Regions from separate parts of the Homo sapiens genome. Here region 1 is linked to region 2. The links are chromatin contacts, found by Hi-C or POLR2A ChIA-PET in ENCODE. All regions are on one chromosome and are shown on one strand. Each heading gives the region's core, a stretch centred on a gene start or an enhancer-like site at or near the end of the contact. The rest is flanking DNA. Distances are from core to core; before and after follow the strand shown.

Region 1 (7,292 bases), core at 683-3,182, 310 kb before region 2:
CATTACTGAAATAAAAGGTTACTTTTAAAAGTGTTTAACATGTCAGAGTTTCCATATATCACATCTTTCATTTCAGTTGAGTCTATGGAAAGCATTTCTATAATCGTGAAAAATATTTTTGAGTCCCTAAGGATGGGGTCCTGTTAGAACAAGAAGCTTCTGATATTTAGATAGCTCATAGCATTTTTCTCTTTAAGCCATTGCAGATGGCAGAATCAAAAACTTAGACCTTAGAACATGGACTCAAACCATTCTAGAAGAGACACTTTAATATGACATTATTTTGGCCAAGATAGCTGTTTCTAAATAAAAATTCTTGTTTCCTTCCCCTCTGTATAGAACTTGTAATTGAGTATGGTACCTCAGTCTATTAAATGGGATTTATGTAATAAAGCTTTGAAAACTAGTGATATGCTAATACAAAATATTATTAGGTAACATTATTCTTATGTAATGCAGATATTTGCCCAGTGATCCTGAGCTTCCAAATATTTCCCACCCATAGATAGTTTGTAATGCAGATATTTGCCCAGTGATCCTGAGCTTCCAAATATTTCCCACCCATAGATAGTTCAGGAATAGCTGGAAACGGTTAGCTAGGCTTTAACGGGACCTTGATGCTGAAATAACTAAATATCCTATACTATGGCATATGATTAATTTACTAGTGTCAGGAGAGGCATTGAAAGAAAAGAGATATATTATTCATTTGTAAAGATATTCTTTGGTTTTCAGACATTCTCGAGAAAGAATATATCCTTTGCCACAACATCTTCAAATTTCCACTAAAATTCAGAGTCAATTTATGCATATTAAATTCATGTTTTTTATATATAAAATATATATATTTATATATATATATATATATATATATATATATCTGGAGTAACCTTGCCTAATTCACAAATGAACTGTCCAAATTAGAAATTTATAAGAGAAGATTTTTGCTATTACGAATGTCCTGGCCCATGGCAATGGTTCATACAGCTGTAGCCACTCTCCCAGTTTTCTTTTTTTTTGAGCCAGGGTCTCGCTGTGTTGCCCAGGCTGGAGTTCAGTAGCACAATCTCAGCCCACTGCAACCTCCACTTCCCAGGTTCAAGCGATTCTCCTGCATCAGCCTCCTGAGTAGCTGGGATTACAGGTGCGTACCACCATGCCTGGCCAACTTTTGTACCTTTAGTAGAGACAGGGTTTCACCATGTTGGCCAGGCTGATCTCAATCTCCTGACCTTAAGTCATCTGCCCATCTCGGCCTCCCAACGTGCTGGGATTACAGGCATGAGCCACCACAGCCGGCCACTCTCCCAGTTTTCATGGTGAGCAGCAATGCATGTTTTAAGAGTGGTGGCCTCTGAGGTAGCCAGGCCAGGAGCACAGACCACCTTTACCTGCAATACATGGCAGTTGTGCCATTAAACAAAACAATACTGACCTCATAAATGTTGGATTTCATCAGCACAGTCCTTTAAATAGTTGAGCTATAACATGTTTCTCTCTCTCAGGAGACTGCTGTGCCCCCTTTGTGGGAAAAGCCTCCCTTGGGAAGCAGTGGTTGTATGCTCAGTCCTCCCCTGGGAAGAACAACAACAGGCAACTTGCAGGGTTCCCTTCAGAATGTCTCTCTGAGTGCACCTGGCAATAAGCAGCACAAGACCCTGGGTGCTGAACCCTCTCAACAGCCTGGCAGCAACGAGACACTCAGAACTACCAGCCAGAAAGCAGAACCGCTTTGCTTGGGTCATTTCCACAACCGCCATGTCTTCCAGCAACAGCTGATTGAGAAGCAAAAGAAGAAACTTCAGGAACAGCAGAAAACAATTCTCGAGCTGAAGAAAAACCTGCAGCTGGCAGAGGCTCAGTGGGCAGCAGAGCATGCCTTAGCAGTCACAGAAGCACAGAGCCACCTGCTGTCAAAGCCCAGAGAAGAGGAACCAAGAACCTGCCAGATGCTTGTGAAGTATGTCTGTTCTATCAGAACTCGCTGGACTCATTTTAAGGGGTTTTTCACTTTGGGCTCCTGAGCTTCTTTGCCCTGCTTCTGAGCCCCATGATTGTTCCTTTTCCTTGATTTTGCACTCTCAAAGCAAAGAAGCCTAGTTATGACTAGTATATGACAGGCACAGATAGTCAAGGATGCCTGTAAGGATCCAGTTATACTGTTAGCATTTGGGTCACGGCTGCCTTTGAGGATCTCTGTTACTATGCCAGTTAAAGAGAAAAATGCTGTCTTGCTCTATTTCTGGGTTTCTAGCTATGTTAAGTGCTGAGAAGCCAAGTCAGACAACATCAGGTCCACATGGAGCAGCCCCTGGGCTGGCTTATTTCCTAGCTTAAATTTGTAGTTGTTAGGGATAAAACAAAACATCTTTGAGCCTCAAATAAGAGCCCAAGTTTCTCAAAAGCCACGTAAGATGGTTTCAGTTGTGCTTGAGACATACTCATTGCATGTGGTAAATGGTAGGATAAGATGTGGTGACACCTATGGATTTGAAGCATTAGGATGGGAGTCACAGTACCTGACTCACTGTGTAGACTCATGCCGATCACACAACCTTTCCATACCTCATTACACATATTTATGGAGTGGATATAATATGTAGTTATCTCAGAGAGTAGGGATTCATTAAGGTCTGTAAAAGGCTTTGAGCATCTCAGGTCAAAGGAGTTTGAAGGAAACTGGTTAGTAGTCTAAATTCCTTTCCTTTATTTTTTCCCTAGTTCACCTGTTGCTTCCCCTGGGACTGAAGGCAGAAGTGACTCCCGAAATTCTCTTTCTGGACTCAGAAGGAAACCAAAGCAATTGATGACACCGCATCCCATACTAAAAGGCAGGGCTGTCTCGGTGGTGGCCTTGGTGGTTGTTATCTTCTCTCCTAGAGTAGAATGTGTACACTGGGACTGAATTCTGGCAACTCTTGAGGTTTTGAGACTTGGCAGAACCTGACATCAAAAATCTCAGAATGGTAGACATGTGAGGAGTGGAGTACACCAGAGAGCCCCACTACTTTTTTCCTGCCCCTTTTGCCAACCTTTTTGGCATTCCCAGCCAACACACACACAAAAAAACATAGCTGAAAGGTATATCATTTTTCTGTAATTTGAGATTTGGATTGTGAAAAAAAAAGGAATAATTACACAAATGAGAAAACTCTGAGTAACTGCCAAGGACAAACACTGATAAAGGACACCTGTCATTGTACTTTGTTAATGTTCAAATTTGATCAGTTTACAGTAATCCAAGATAAGTTATTATTTTATAATATTATAACTTGTTGATAGGATTTTAGTAATAAAACCTACAAACCAGATATGTTAATTTGATAACATTTTTGATGCATCTAGAAACATTTATTTATTTGGTACAGGCAGGGTCTTCCTGTGTTGCCCAGGCTGGTCTCAAACTCCTGGCCTCAAGGAGTCCTCCCACCTCAACATCCCTAGGTGTTGGGATTATAGGCATGAACCACTGCACCTGGCCAGAAACCCTTATTTAAACTAAACTATACGAATAGAAGCATTCTTCAGAACCCACCTAGTGAATCTGCTAATTGTTTTTACTATATGCTTAGTCCTTCACTGTACTTATGTTTGCATGTGGTGGTTGGCACTTTGACAATTATATTGTGGTTTGTAAATTTGATTTTTTACCTGTGACAAGATTGCTGGTTTAACAAGAAGTAATTACAAATGAAAGACACTGTGCCTGCAGTCAATTCCTATTAATGAAGAAATTGGCAGTCTTTGCATTAACTATCTGCCAGGACAGCAATTTATGCTGTCTTTGCCTATCATTAAGCTTGGTCAGTAAATACCCAGTTAAGTATGATTATTTTTTTAAAATTATTGTTTGGTCAAGGAGTTAGCTATTTTAGAAGCCCAGTCTACTTTCAAGTAGTCTTTTGATGATTAGATCTAGAAAAGATGGGCAAAGGGCATATTACCAGAGACTCTGCTTCTTAGGGGTCTCTTACTTTAATCCCCTAGTCTATTTCTGCCTTCTTAGAGACAATTTCACTCTCGCCATCTGTGGCACTACCATTCTTTTTCAGCAAAGCAGACACTTAATAACTGTAAGAAATAGCCTGGTGAGTTTTTTGTTTATTAATTCTTAAAACTTGGACTTAAATTCTTTTCTCTAAAATATGGCACAAGGAACTGAAAGTAACTATTGGCTGGCTTAGGTGAGCAGAACTTGATACTCCTCCCATCCATGCCCCTCTTCCTATGAAAGCCCCAACTGATTATAGAGTCATATTATCAGACCATCTTGCACATTTGTTTCTTTTGGATCGATATTTAATAGCCTGTCAAGAACAGGAGTCTGACACTCAAATTCATTCAGATGCCAGTTCTCCAAATGCCTGGTACAATTCCATTTCCTGCCCATCTGTATATCCAGGCCTTAAAACTAGATTCAAATATATTCATCGTGACCCCAAACTTTAGTTTGTTTGTTGTTATTCTTATATATACAGACATATGTACAGTGACTTAAGAAAAATTAGCAGATTCAATAGGATTTGAGGAACGATTCTACTCTCAAAGTACTTGTTAGATGTAATTAAAGTTTTCTGCATTCATCAAACATATAATCAAATTAGAATTCTGGTTTCTGGGTTTCATATACTAAAAGTATCATCAAGGCACATTATAAATCAGTAAACAATTATTTTAATAAAAATGTAAACAAAATAATTAATTTATAAATTGTTCCTCATTGCTGAGGATGGGATAATAGGTCTTTAACCTGTAGAGTATATAAGTTCTGTTTATCTCTATATATTTTCTGAGATTGTGAACATTCAACTTACAAGAAAACCCTAATAATAACACTAAATTTTACTATGAAATGGAGACATTTCTCTTGCAGTATTCCTCATATTTTTTCAATATAAAAAATATTAGAACTCTGTTACTATTTTCTAGCTATGGAAGAGAGAGCAATTCAACGAGCTGAATGTAGGCGGATCTTGGCAGAGAAGAAGAAAAAACAAGAAGAAGAAAAATTGGTAATAGATTCAAAATGCAAACTGAGTCAAAAAAGAAGGATTTGTCCAGGTCTTTCTTAAAAAATGAAACCTTGCTTTTTCAGAACTCCTGAGACAATAGAGTTACATCAACTTTGGAAATGGTTTTTTGGCCTAGTGGCCTGAATTCCGTGACAATTTTAGGAAAATAAGGGGGACAGAAACATCAACATCATTAACACAGCAGGAAGAAAATGTTATGAAAGTTGATGAGAGTCAGCAGATTAGAAGATTTACACATAACCAAGATTAGTGTATTATAGGTAGATGTCTGACCTACTGAATTTGCAAAGAGGGATAGTTCTTATTTTCCAAAGTTTTGACCTAGACTATCCAAAGTAAATTTTGTAACTACCAAGAAAAAATAAACAGTTCCAACAATTGGGGGTTTTCTGGTGAAATGAAAGAAAACCTTTTTCCCCCTAAACTGTTTCTAACTTGGAGTTAGTTTTTCACAGATGACAGTAAGAACTAAAAAGTAATCATTTTTTAATGAAAGATTGGTGATCTTATTTATGATCAGTCTTACCTTCCCAAGTAGAAAAGGATTCTTTTGGAGAAACTTTTAAGTTACGTAACTGATGACAGGTTGATTGAGTTTTCTACTTTTATCACAAAATGCAGACTTCTTCCAGAGATAGGACAGGCACTTTGGTAGACGCTTGACTATCCTAAACATAAAAGATCACATTTCTGTTCAAATTGAGGGTTCTGATATTTCTGGGTTCTAATCTCAATCAGGCCCAGTTAAAGGCCCAAGAGGAGGAACGTCAGAAAAGGGAGGCAGAAGAAAAGGAGGCACAGCTTGAAAGAAAACGAGAAGAGAAGAGACTGAAGAAAATGGTTAGTATTGTCTATTTGGTCAGTCCCTGTATCTTGAGGTTTGCTGTGTGTGATACTGTGGCCCTATCCACCTTCTTTAACCCAGAACTTCTATCTGGAATACTCTTCTCTCACCCTCACTTCTTTTCTCTATCTTACTTAGTGAAAAGCTACTCATTCTTCAGATTTCAGCTAAAACAGAACTTTGTCCAGATTAGCCTTTCCTGCCCTGCCCACCCTCCTCTCCACTCAGAATTAGGTTGGGTCCCCCTTTGTGGACTCTCATCAAGTATCTTCCCTTCAGAACATTATTGACAGTTATCATTGTGCATTTGTTTTATGGCTGTTTTATTCATTTCTACATCCCCAACTAAACTGTGATCTCCATAAGGGTTAAGGGAACAGTCTGATGTTGTTCACTATTGTATTGGCACCCAGCAGATATGTGTTTAATGAGTGAATAAATGAATGAACAAATGGAAGAAGAAGTGATAATACACAAAGAAATAATAATACACACAGAAGAAATAAGAGAAAAAGCTCTTACTCTAAGGTTATTAAATTCTGCTTGGGAAGATAAGGCCTAAAAATACAAACGTGTCAGAGACACTGTAGTAGAGTATTTGACATCATGTGCTACATAGACGAAAAGAGATCAAGGGGCCAGACATTGTGGCTCACACCTGTAATCCCAGAACTTTTGGGAGGCTGAGGTGGGAGGATTGCTTGAGCCCAGGAGTTTGAGACTAGCCTGGGCAAGATGTTAAGACCCTGCCTCGATAAAAAAAAAATTTTAATCATCTGGGCGCAGTGACACCTGCCTATAATCACCAGCTACTTGGGAGGCTAAGGCAGGAGGAATCCTTGAGCCCAGGAGTTCGAGGCAGCAGTGAGCTGTCATTGTGCCACTGAGCTCCAACCCGGGCAGCAAAGTAAGACCATCTCTAAGAAAAAAAAAGAGAGAGAGAGAGATCAAGAAAGTCATATAAGGTATGTTTCATGAAGAATTTGGAGAAATTAGAAGTATTTTCATGAAAAGGAAATTTGAATGGAGAATTGTATTAGTCAGGATTCTCCAGAAAAAGAGAACCAGTAGGACATATAGACAGAGGGAGACTTATTTTGAGAAATTGGCTCACGCAATTATGGAAGCTGAGAAGTCTCATGATCTGCCATCTGCCATCTGGAGACCCAAGAAACCCAGTGGTGTAATTCCAGTTCAAGTCTGAAGGCTCAGAATCAGGGGAGTTGATGGCATAAATCTCAGTCAAAGAGCAAGAGAAGACCAATATCCCAGCTCCAGATGGGAGGCAGGAAGCAAAAAGGGGCAAATTCTTCCTTCCTCCTCCTTTTTGAAAGTTCTATTCAGGCTCTCAGCAGATTGGATGATGCCCACCAACATTAGTGAGGGCAATCTACTTTACTAAGGCCACCAACTCA
Region 2 (6,842 bases), core at 277-2,776:
CTATTTGTTTTTACTTTAGAATTGATGCATTGCAGTTGTTTAGGAAATCATGCACACCCTGGATATGATATTTGTTAACGAGAAATACCTTGTATTCTGAACACACTGGAAATTGTTTCCTATGGCTGAGCATACCAATACTATACAATTTTATGGTGATGTTATTAGCATTGCTATTATGGCTCTGACTCGTAGAATCTTTCTTATCTGCAGTTTTGATTTGGATGTGCCAAGTCTGTTCAAAGGCTAATTAGAACTTCGTGTGCCTAGATGGATGAGTTAAAGAAAATTTCTAGCCTGTTTATTAGTACCACAGTTTATAAGCAACATTACAGGCCTTCCGTTTCATCATAGCTTTTCAATCTGCTGTACAAACATAAGACTCCGTTACTGTTAGCCTTTACCCTTTTGCTCAATGCGATGTCTGCTGCTTCTGTATACAGGCTCAAGTAATTCCCATTATGCCATGCCCTGTGTGCACCTTCTGGAAGTTAGCCCACGGACATCTAAGATCTGGGATATTTCCAAATCTGGTTGTGGAAGGGCTTGGAAATCTATAACCGCAACTAGGTGGAGGACACCTGTTTCAGCAGGAGGTTATAAAATATGAAGCGAAACTAGGAAGAGGGAGTTGTGATCACGGTTCCAAGGGCTCCACACAGATCCTGGAGTTAAGGGGCACTCAGGTCTCCATTTCGTGACCCCTGGCCCTACCTCTCCTAGATCCAGGTATTTAGTAACCCAGGCTTGAGATCTCAAACCCCATCCCCCAATGCCAAACTCCCTTGTCCCAGCTGGGAGGCCCCCAGGGCATTTCTGAACATGGCCATCTCCAATTCACAGAAATCTGTGTGTTGTTGCAAATAAAGGATGACAAGAGACCACAGCCTACGAATGCGAGCAGCGTCAAGTCAGCAACAATCTTCCAGTTATCGAGAAGTCGGAAACGTCTGATTCTTTCTTCTCCACATTTACTAAGACGTATCTTCTCACCTTCCTGCCCTCCACGTTAAGAGGGGCTAACTATTCCGAAAGACTTCCGTGCCCTCTTCCTTTTCAATTTTTCCACTTCCAAACTCCTACCGAAAGACGAAGAAAAGAGACCACAGAAGAAGATACAAAGAAGTTTCTTAAAACACCTTCTTTTCTAGGTTCTCAAGGCGTCCCCTTTAAGGAACCAGGCCCACCTCTTTCCCATTCACCTACTGGCTTTCCTTCCTGTCCGTCACTCTACCTTTAAGAATATTTCCTGTTTCTTCAACCCAACTTGCACACCTCCGCCCCCCGGCCCTCCTCATTGGGCCGCCCGATCCCCGTTCACTCCTTGGTTTCCTCTCCGCCTCCTCCCGCCCTCTAGCGTAGTGCAACGGCATTCTGTCTTCTTATTGGCTACCACGGCAGCGTTCCCGCAGCCTGATTGGCGGGTTGAGTGAAAGAGGCGGGAACGCGGCGCGCCCAGGGTAGGCTGTTCGCTTGCTGAGCTGCGGCCGCGGGAGGGGCGGGGAGGGGCGGGGGGAGGGGGGCTGGGAAAGTTGAGGCCGCGCTGCCGCCGGGTCTCCGGCCTTGAGGGCTCGGGCTCGCAGCGGCTGCGGTGGCCGCAAAAAGAGGCGGCGGGGGCGGGGGGAGAGGAGGGCCTGGGCCCGCGCTCCCCCAGCCCCGGAGGAGCAGGCGGTGGCCGCGGACGGAGAGATTCGCCCAGACGGTCAGACACTCCTGCCTTCCCCTCCTGGGATCATGACCCAGGCGGGGGTCGCCGCCGTCGCCGCCGCCACCGCGGCCGAGACCGCGCAGCCGGCGGGTAAGTGACTGCGGGAGGGGGCCGCTGACAGCCGGGGCGGGGGGCGGGGGCCAGGGCTGCGGGGGCGGCTCCGGAGGGCGGCCCCGGGCTCAGCTCCACCCACCCCCTTCCTGCTCCGGGAGGCCAGGGCTGCGCTAAGTGCGCCTCCTTCCTGGGGACCCTTGCGTGCGGCACCTGGTGGGGCGTCAGCGCCCGCGGCGAGCGCACCCCTCATCTCCCGCCCGCCCTGCGTCCCCGGCTGCCAGGCCCGTGGGGGGCTCGCACTGCGCCCCAGCTCCTAGATGCGCGCGGGGCGAGAGGGGCCCCACGCTGCCCTGGGTGCATAAAGAGCTGGGCAGCCAGGTTCACACCAGATGGCCTTTGCCCGCCTCCTTCACCTTTTCCTGTCTTCTTCATTCCCCTTCTTTCCTTGCCCTCTGAATTTCTTTCGTACCCGTTCGTCAGACTCATGTGGCTTGCTTTTTCCCTCTCACCCCTCTGTCGAAGTGTTAGGCTTGTGTTTTCTTTTTAGAAGCCGTTCTTTTGCTTTCTGAGTAGAAGCAGTGCAAGTGAATGACCAACTCTTGAAATCTACTTTCATGTATCCGGATGAAATATAAGATTCCTGGACTCTTGTTCATGTTTACAATTTTGATAGTTGAATTCACCCCACTCGTTCTTGAAGCTTGTCCTCCCAACCCTCCTCGTTACATTGGGATATGGTCCTTTGCGTTTATTAACTTTATCTGGAAATATGAGACTGCATAAACCAAAGTGCAGAATTTCAACTTCCGTTCTTGTAACATTTTTACCATCAAGTAGATACAGTAACCTAACACCACACAGATCAAGACAGTCGTGGCCAACTGTGTAGGCAAAGAAGACATTTCCTTACCTATAAACAACGTACAGATTTCTTGAATAAATCTTACGGTGAGTTACATGGATCCTGAAACATATTCCCAGGTTTGCTCTTTTGTAAAGAAAACCAAACAGACAAACCTGCCTTTTGAAGGATCAACAGGCTGTCCTACTCTCCATTCACCTTGATGACTTTTTTCTCTCCCATAGAACTCTTGTTTAACATAGTACAGAGTTGCTGTTTGGGATACATGTGTTGTTTCTCTTTAAGTACTCAAAGTATTTGTTACAAAAGAAGTAAAATACATTGTAATTGCACTTCTGAAAGCAGAAGTAGTGTAATGTATCCATGCAAGAATGAATGCTTAATCCTAAAGCAGTTTTGCTTTAGCCTAAGCCAAGCTTTTCCAACCCCCGTCCAAGGACGGCTTTTAATGCGGCCCAAGACAAGAAGACAAGTTCGTAAACTTTCTTTTATTTTTTTTGAGACAGAGTCTCACTCTGTCGCCCAGGCTGGAATGCAGTGGTGTTATCTCAGTTCACTGCAACCTCCGCCTCCTGGGTTCAAGCAATTCTCCTGCATCAGCCTCCTGAGTAGCTGGGATTACAGGTGCATGCCACCAGCCCAGCTAATTTTTATTTCTTTAAGTAGAGACAGGGTTTCTCCATGTTGGCCAGGCTGGTCTTGCACTCCTGACCTCAGGTGATCCGCCTGCCTCTGTTTCCGAAAGTGCTGGGATTACAGGCATGAGCCGCTGCGCCCGGCCTCAAATTTGTAAACTTTTTAAAACATTATGAGATGTTTGTGTGTGATATTTATTTACTTATTTATTTAAGCTCATCAGCTATCGTTAGTGTTAGTGTATTTGATGGGTGGCCCAAGACATTTCTTCTTCCTGTGTGCCCCAGGGAGGTCAAAAGATTGGACACTCCTGGTCTAAGCTAAAAGACTTAGGTGTACATAGGTATTGGGATCTCCCTGTATTTAGGAGTTTTGCAAAATCTGGATGCAGCCTAGAACATTCGCTGATATAAAAGGAGTGCATTGCAGGGATGTAAGAGCAGCTTAGAATTGAAGTACTTATCTTCTAGGTTAGTCGTCTATGGAACATCGTGGAAGTAAAATTCTAAGGTTGTAGACCTTACACTCAATGAACCAGTCATGTATGAGAAATTGATGGGTACTTTTCCTATTTTCAGAGCTTAGCCTTGTCAACAAGGGAAAAGAAACACTAAGAAAACTGAGAATTTTTAACTCAGGTTAGAATACAAGCTTCAACAGGTAATCAGCTCAAGTTTGTTGCTTATAAACAGGGTCTTAAATCAAGCTTGAGCCTTAATCATATCTGTCATGCTTTACCTCTCTGTTCTCTAGTCCAGTAGTTCTCAATCCAGACTGTACATGAGCATCACCTTGTGTGTCTTTAAGTTTTAATGCCCAGGCCACTTCCCTCAGAAACTCTCTTATTTTTGATCTGGAGTAAAGCTCTGCCATGGGCATATTTTTTAAAGCTCTCCAGGTGATTCTGTTCAGTAGCCCTGGCTGAGAACTCCCATGAGACTACGTCCAAAAGCTAAGCTTGTGTTCTGGGCTTTCCTAAATCAGGCCTCACTCATGTGTCCAACTTTCCCCCCACTGCTTTTGCTACAGACGTTGACGTTGACCTTTCTCAGGATATGGACACCTTTCCTCTATTCCTCCCTACCGCCAATAATAGTTCTAATTACACTTTTATGAAAGTTTTCTGGATAGCTTACTCTAGTTCTTAGTGATCGACCCCCTTTGAACTTCTATGCTACATGGTTAAAAGATTCTCTTTAGGCTTACGGTATGTGGCAGTTTAAGTTCTATGTGTATGTGTTTCATTGTTCTCAAATGTTATGCTAAGGAATATTTTATTTTTCATCTCTTTCACAGTGGTTTTAAGTTGGATTGGTTTGGTTTGGAACCCTTCTGACTCTTCCTGCAACCATAGTTTTAGGTTTGATTTCATCTTAGGTATGTTAGTAGCTTCATCATACCTTAACTAGCATTGAATTCCTGTATAGACATCCGTTTTTTTCATATCTTTTCTTAATTTCATTAGTAGATGATTTATCTTCCGTGGCCCCGTAACAGTTGTACTTGTTTCTGTGCTAGCACTTAGCACACTGCCATAAGTATGTGTTTATATGCCTTCCCCACCATACTGCTAACCAGGGCCTCCATGTTGAGCAACTCCAGGGGGTACCATTCACATATTCTTGAATACCATTGCAACATGGCAGAAATAGAACTCCACTAACATAGGAAATGTGTTCTTTTTATCTTTGTATTTTTGGGACCTAACATTGTATTTGTGATTACTAGGCAGTTAATAAATGTTCTTAAATGAGTAAATGACTGCCATGTTATATATTATAAAAAGATAGCCATATACATCTTGAACGTAAGTTGATTTGGCATTAATTGATTTTGCTATTAAATATTTTTATGTCCTATACTCCTATTATAGATTTGTTAAAGGTTAGTAGAATCTAAGTGATTGTAGTTGTGACAGACCCCTTAAATATGTAATCTTCCTTCCAGTATGCACAGGCATATATGTGTCCTGAGTCTTTTACTCTGTGCTGTAAAGGTATACATTTATTATTCATAAAATATTTGTGGAACTCTTGCTAAAAGAAACGTGGTTAACTGTCCAATTGGATAATTTTTCTTTTTCTCATTAAAATTTCCATATGGGGACAATTGCACTACTTCAGAAGGCCAGATCTTTTAATTAGATCAGTAGGACATGATAAGTTGTTTCTATTAGTGTGCTAATACTGTGTTTTTAATTCAGTTCACCAAGTATTTATTATTTACCATGTGCCCAACACTGTTAGGTACTGAAGAGAATACAGAAATAGTAAATGGTGGACTCAGCTCATAAGAACGTTTTAGACTTATTAGGATTGTTTAAGGAACTCAATGGAGTATTCATTAGATGCTAAATTAAACATAAGTATGTAAAATCTATGACATAATGATTAATACAAAAAAAAGGAAAGACCAGATATTCTTTCAGCAGACATTTATTACTCAGTTACTGAGTGCTAATTGTTGAGGATACAAACATGAAATTTTTTTTCATGTTTGTATTCTCAGTAATATGAATAATATGAATTTTTTACATATTTGTATTCTCAATAATTAGCACTCAGTAATGGAGTAATAAGTTTCTACCATTTATTATAGTCTGGTGGTGAAAACTAGTAAGTATATAGATTGTATTTCATGTTAAGACATTGTGGAGTATTAGGATGTTTGGGAGTATGAAGAAGGGTATTTAGTCTAACCTCTAAGGCAGGGGTCCCCAAGTGGCCTGTTAGGAATCAGGCCGCACAGCAGGAGATGAGCTACCCTCCTGTCAGATCAGCGGCAGCATTAGATTATCATAGGAGTGCGAGCCCTATTCTGAACCACACATGCAAGGGATCTAGGTTGCATGTTCCTTATGATCATCTAATGCCTGAGATAGATGGAACAGTTTCATCCTGAAACCATCTGCTCCACTCCCTGTCCATGGAAAAATTGTCTTCCACGAAACCAGTCCCTGGTGCCAAAAAGGTTGGGACCACTGCTCTAGGGGTCAGAGAAATCTTTAAAGAGGATAATGAAGAGTTCTCAGGAATTCCTTAAACAGCAGAAACCAAAGAGAAGGAGATAAGGAGAAGAAATTGTAGTGTCACCGCTGTCTACCTCTGTGTCATTTGAGGGACCAGTTTCTCTTTGGTTATAAACAATAGAGATTGAATTTGGCTAAGCAGCAAATGGATACTGGATAAACTCACAGAAAGAAAGGGAGATAGAATAATGAAGGCTTGGGAAGGCCAGGAAAACAGAAGCTCCCAGGATCATAAGGATCCATGGGGCTAACTCAGCCTCAGCAAGATATTCTCCTTGTGCAGGGAGTCTTATTAGTTAGCCCCATGCCCACCCCAGAGGTGAGCCTGTGTTTGATGGTCCTATCAGATTTCAGGAATGGGACAGAGAAGATCTCCGAAGGAAAGGCAGGATATTATTGTCAGAAGGCCAAAACAACAGATTTATTACAAAGTTCATCGGATTTGGCAGTGTGGAAGTCTTTTGTTGAGCTTGGTTTAAGCAGTTTTAGGAATAAAAGTCAGGTAACAGCTGGTTGAAGAGTGAATAAGAAGTGAGGAAGAGGGGGTAGTAAGT

The links. A loop is a pair of places that touch in the nucleus more often than their neighbours do. ChIA-PET counts read pairs that join two places held with the same protein, here RNA polymerase II (POLR2A). Pooled maps may share reads with other maps.
Region 1: a pooled map shows a loop between it and region 2 (8-fold over the local background). The contact joins the enhancer-like site here to the promoter of USF3 in region 2. A Hi-C loop is called at or near these places in 2 of 50 pooled maps. POLR2A ChIA-PET finds 5 or more read pairs at or near these places in 2 of 52 experiments (B cell and WTC11).

The regions. Positions count from the first base shown.
Region 1 is chr3:114,000,176-114,007,467 of GRCh38, reverse strand. CCDC191 (coiled-coil domain containing 191) reads left to right here. Exons shown (of 17, transcript NM_020817.2): 10 at 1,506-1,960; 11 at 2,722-2,831; 12 at 4,930-5,012; 13 at 5,772-5,873. It overlaps LOC105374048 (a long non-coding RNA gene), which reads right to left and starts at 5,779. Exons shown (of 3, transcript XR_924347.4): 1 at 5,560-5,779. RefSeq lists enhancers at 1,684-1,733, 1,964-2,093. Within about 2 kb of position 1,932, at least 3 of the 41 ENCODE cell types and tissues checked have a DNase peak (open chromatin) inside an H3K27ac peak, as active enhancers do; they include B cell, where a contact is called at or near this core.
Region 2 is chr3:113,691,326-113,698,167 of GRCh38, reverse strand. It overlaps USF3 (upstream transcription factor family member 3), which reads left to right and starts at 1,526. Exons shown (of 7, transcript NM_001009899.4): 1 at 1,526-1,798. RefSeq lists silencers at 1,316-1,785, 1,806-2,195.